Regions from separate parts of the Homo sapiens genome. Here region 1 is linked to region 2. A link is a loop called in an ENCODE intact Hi-C map of the cell type or tissue named here. Cell type or tissue: dorsolateral prefrontal cortex. All regions are shown on one strand.

Region 1 (2,500 bases), 420 kb after region 2:
ACTGGGTCGGCCTCTTGGCTGGCCTCCAGCTGCTGGTCTCTACCTCACAGCAGCCACAGAAGTGCTTCTGGTACTCAAGTCTGCCCAGGTCCCTGCCTGACTTGGAACAACTGGAGACTTCCCATGCTCTAAAACAGGGAGGGAACCTGACTTCTTGAGGGCGCAGGCACCTGAGTGGCCTCCTGATAGCTCCACATTAGCTTTGCTCAGACCCTGGGAGATTTGGCCGCTGCTGCCCTGTAGCTCCTGGGAGCAGTCTCACCATGCTGAGCCCATCCCTTTAGCTGCCTGTGGCCTTGCTATGCCAGGCAGCCTGATGAGCCTGGTTTCTATCACTCTCTTGCTGTGTGACTTTAGGCAAGTCACCTCTCCTCTCTGTGCTTCACTCTCTTCTGCAAAACAGAGTTAGTAATTCCAGTGTGACCCCACCAAGCTGTTGTTAGGATTTCGAGGCTGTGCATGGAAGTACCAGCACGGTGCCTGGCCCATTGCGGTGTACCGTGATCTGGTAAGGATGCTCTCAGAGTGCACCTGTCATTCAGTCATTCATCCAAAAGGACAGCACAAAGCTCCCATGGGGGCCAAGCCCCGTGCCACGGGGAGCAATGTGAATCAGGTGCCAGAGTCCCCACCCTGAAGGCGCTCTGGGTGATTCAGCAGAGAAGATGGGTGCAGGGACCCTCAGTCACACAGTGTGGTCACAGCTGTGGCAGCCCAGAAGGGGCACCTAAGCCCCCATACCTTGGAGGACCCCACTGAGTCATGGAAGGTGAGAAAGAGTGCGACATTAGGATCGGCATGGATAAGTCATGACGGCCAGGGTGAGCAGGGGCCTGGGAGCCCAGAGCAGATCTGCATCTGCTAAGCAGCATTTAGGGATGATGGGGGGCAGGGAAGGGTTTAACGGAGTGGGGGTGGTGATCGCTGGATCTGTGTGTGAGGGAAAATCCCTGGGCTGGGTGGGGGATGGATGGGGTGGGGAAAGGTATGGGCAGGCATGGAAGAGACAACACAGCCATCTGTGAGGAGGCTGGGACAGTGGTCCAGGCCAGGTAGATGGTGGGAACCGAGAGGAGAGGGGGCAATGGGGAGGGCAAGAGGAGGCAAACGGGAGGGATTTAGGAGAGGGAAGGGATGGGATGAACTCCCACATCAGGCACTGGAACCACCCCTGAGCTACTAACCCATTCAGTGACTCAGGCAAGCCCCTCCCCCTTGGGGGCCTCAGTTTACCTACATGTGAAATAGGACATGGGCCAGAAAATCCCTGGAGGCCCTCTCTACTCACACATCCTGTGGCTCTGTAAAGCAAGTGGCCTTCCCTGCTTCTGGAGGAGGAGGAGCAAAGCCCATCCCCACCCTACCCCTCCAAGCCTCATCCCTGGAGATGGGGCCCAAGCCCCAGGGCCAAGTGGGACAAGGGGTCTGACCCACTTAGGTGAGGGCAGGTAGCAGCGCCCTGGAGGCTGCATACACAGAGCTGCAGCGCCACCTACTGTCCATGTGGGAAGAGGCCACCAGTCCCAGGAGCCCGGCTCTGACCTAAATAAATCCCAGTGGACTGAAGCACAGCTAAGAGTTCCTACCTGGGCCCACTGGCCCAGTTCCCTCCCCGCCACCCCCAGGTCTCTCCAGATGGCTCGATGAATGCAAGATGCTTCCTTCTGTAATGGATTCTGACCACATCATTCTCTTGCTCAGAAACCTTTCATGGTTCCTCACTGCCCTTGGAGTCCATGCTTGCTCCTTAGTTGGCATTCAAGGCTCTTCCCATCCGGGCCTCTGCTGACCTCTGATGCCCCATTTCCTATACAGCAAAATACTCACCAGCTCCTTAAACGTTCCATACTTTCCCCAGTCTTGTGGCTTTGTATTAGGTTGGTGCAAAATTGCAATTTTTGCCTTTAGTCAACAGCAAAAACCACAATTACTTTTGCACCGACCAATATATATTCTTTTTTTTTGTGTTGAAACAGAGTCTTGCTCTGTCGCCCAGGCTGGAGTGCAATGATGTGATCTCAGCTCACTGCAACCTCCACCTCCCAGGTTCAAGCAATTCTCCTGCCTCAGCCTCCCGAGTAGCTGGGATTACGGGCACACCTCACCACGCCCAGCTAATTTTTGTATTTTTAGTAGAGACGAGGTTTCACCATGTTGGTCAGGCTGGTCTCGAACTCCTAACCTCGTGATCCACCCACCTCGGCCTCCCAAAGTGCTGGGGTAACAGGCGTGAGCCACTGCGCCTGGCCCCCGATATATATTCTTGCCTCTGCTTGAAATAACTTTCTCTGCCTTCTTGGCTTAAAAACCAGTGCAGGCCAGGCGTGGTGGCTCACACCTGTAATTCCAGCACTTTGGGAGGCCGAGGAGGGTGGATCACTTGAGGCCAGGAGTTCGAGACCAGCCTGGTCAACATGGTGAAACCCTGTCTCTACTAAAACAACAAAAATTAGCCAGGGGTGGTGGCACATGCCTGTAGTCCCAGCTGCTCTGAGGTTGA
Region 2 (2,500 bases):
TGGCAAAAAATGTCAAGCGCCTACTACAAGCCTATTATTAAACTAGGTACTGTGGGATACAAAAGTATAAGACATGGATTCAAAATTTATTTTCTTTGTTGAGGAGATAAGACAGTATATATTCCAGAAGACATGCAGTTTACAAATGAGTTTAGTTTGAAAAATTGTTTTTGGTGTCATTTGTTTGCATCTTGCAGATAATGCAGGTAAGTTATAGCAGAACCTTAAATAATTTGAAGAGCACTTCAGGAAGAGGTTTTAATGTTTGGTGACTATTGGGAAGCAAAGAGGAGCTTTGTTATACCTTGAAGTTGGTGTGGAGGTTGGTGAATAAGGCTGGGTGACCTTTAGAGATTTCTACAGGGGTTTTCTAGGTGGGTTTAACCGCTATGATGGTGATTAGGGGAGGATGATAAATAAAAAGCTGTTGAGTCAGTAAGCTGGAAATCTTTCAGATCCCTATTCAGGATTTTGCCTTTAATGTATACAGGTAAGATTATCTTTGCCTTTATTTCATTTTGGTGACCACTCGTCTTTTGTGGGACTGCTGACAGCTGCTTTTTATGAATGCACAGTCCTAGTCGTTAGGAATATGGATATTGGAGTCAGATTGATATAAGTTTAATTATAGGCACTCCTGACAACTATTACTCCAGTAAATGGAAACTTCTACTCACTAGGCTCTAAATCCTATGATAAGAGGAATTACATCTCTAATGCTTACCATTGTATTAACACTATATCTCTAGCACAGTGCCTGGTATGTAGTAGGCTCTCAGTAAAACTTTGTTAGTGAATGAAGGTGAATGCTTGCTGTGTTTAGGGCTATCACAGCAATCATTGAGAATAAAAATCTTGAGTAGATGATATTTGTTCCACCCTGGGTTACCTCCAGCCTCAACTTTTGGTATTTATTTTTATGTAACTCATATTGGCATAATTACTCCAACTTTTGTGCTATTGATAAGGTGCAAAAGCATTAGACCAGTTGTTATAAGGCTGGAGTGAAATTACTTATAGACAAATCTCTAAAGATTAAAGAGCTGTGAAGGTAAGTATATAGATACATAGAGATACAAGTAAGAATTTCATTTTTCTGACTAGAAGCTACAGCGGTAATATCTTTAGAGTCCAGTAGATGGCAATACTTTCTCACTTTAATGGAAAAAATTAGAGCAGGCATAGAATCCAAGTCAAAAGGAGCAAATCTTTGTGGATGAAAGAAACCCAAGATATTGAAATAGCAATTTGGTGATGAATTTCACAAAAATAACCATATAACTTGATCGTCTCGAGTACATAGGCTGAGATTGAAGATTTAGGTATAAAAAGTTTCAGGATCTGTTTTGAAAGCCTGAACAAATGAAAACTCCTTATTTTATATTTTTCAATTTGTTCTGGTACTGTGTTGCTTAGCAAATCACTTAACTTCTCTCAGTTTTAGGTTCCTCATCTCAAAAGTAAGAAAATCCTAATTAGCTGGATAACACCGCAGGGAATATTAGTTATCTAGCCCAACACTCTTATTTTGTAGATGGAAAAACTGACGTTCAGGGGGCTCATGATTTATTGAACTTGACATGGCAAGTTAGCTCTATGCTACAGATGATAACTTAGACATAGCTATAATTTATTTTATTTATTATTATTATTTTTGAGATGGCATCTCATTCTGTCACCCAGGCTGGAGTGCAGTGGCATGATCTCGGCTCACTGCAACCTCTGCCTCCCAGGTTCAATCGGTTACCTGCTTCAGCCTCCCGAGTAGCTGGGATTATAGGCATCCGCCACCACACCCAGCTAATTTTTGTATTTTTAGTAGAGATGGGGTTTCACCATGTTGTCCAGGCTGGTCTCGAACTCCTGACCTCAAGTGATCTGCCCACCTCGGCTTCCCAAAGTGCTGGGATTACAGGCATGAGCTACCAGCTGCTATAATTTATTTATCTCTATATATCTATATACTTACCTTCATAGCTCTTTAATTTTTTTTTTTTTTTTTTGGACAAGTCTCGTTCTGTCACCCAGGCTGGAGTGCAGTGGCGCGATCTCGGCTCACTGCAAGCTCCGCCTCCTGGGTTCAAGCAATTCTCTCTCTCAGCCTCCCGAGTGGCTGGGATTACAGGGGCCTGCCACCACGCCCGGCTAATTTTTTTGTGTTTTTAGTAGAGATGGGGTTTCAGCATCTTGTCCAGGCTGGTCTTGAACTCCTGACCTCGTGATCCACCCGCCTCGGCCTCCCAAAGTGCTGGGATTACAGGCGTGAGCCACTGCGCCTGGCCCATAGCTCTTTAATCTTTAGAGTTTTGTCTGTAATTCATTTATTCCAGCCTTATAACAACCTTAGAGGAAGGTAGGGCCAATTTATCATTATTTGCTTAAAAGAAATTGAGTCACAGAGGGGCAAAGTGACTTCCTTTCATTCCGTGACTTAATCATTTCTGTACAATGAATTGCCCCTTTCTCTTTGCTCCTGAAGCCCTTTTGACATACCTCTGTT

What was found. A loop is a pair of places that touch in the nucleus more often than their neighbours do. Peaks named below come from ENCODE experiments on the same cell type or tissue, not always from the same donor. Only the 100,000 strongest peaks of a DNase experiment are listed, where the experiment ranks them.
Region 1: it touches region 2 in a loop (15-fold over the local background); 85 of 110 quality-filtered maps call a loop at or near these places.

The regions. Positions count from the first base shown.
Region 1 is chr11:76,317,474-76,319,973 of GRCh38, forward strand. All of the region lies in intron 4 of LOC105369395 (a long non-coding RNA gene), which reads left to right. Among named protein-coding and RNA genes, the nearest start is that of THAP12, 62 kb to the right of the region's middle. RefSeq lists an enhancer at 1,596-1,655. In dorsolateral prefrontal cortex, CTCF peaks have their summits at 1,521 (motif pointing left) and 1,735; a DNase peak (open chromatin) is centred at 1,498.
Region 2 is chr11:75,895,887-75,898,386 of GRCh38, forward strand. All of the region lies in intron 5 of UVRAG (UV radiation resistance associated), which reads left to right. Among named protein-coding and RNA genes, the nearest start is that of UVRAG, 82 kb to the left of the region's middle. In dorsolateral prefrontal cortex, CTCF peaks have their summits at 1,160 (motif pointing right) and 1,362; no DNase peak of the experiment used is centred here; H3K27ac peaks cover 373 bases.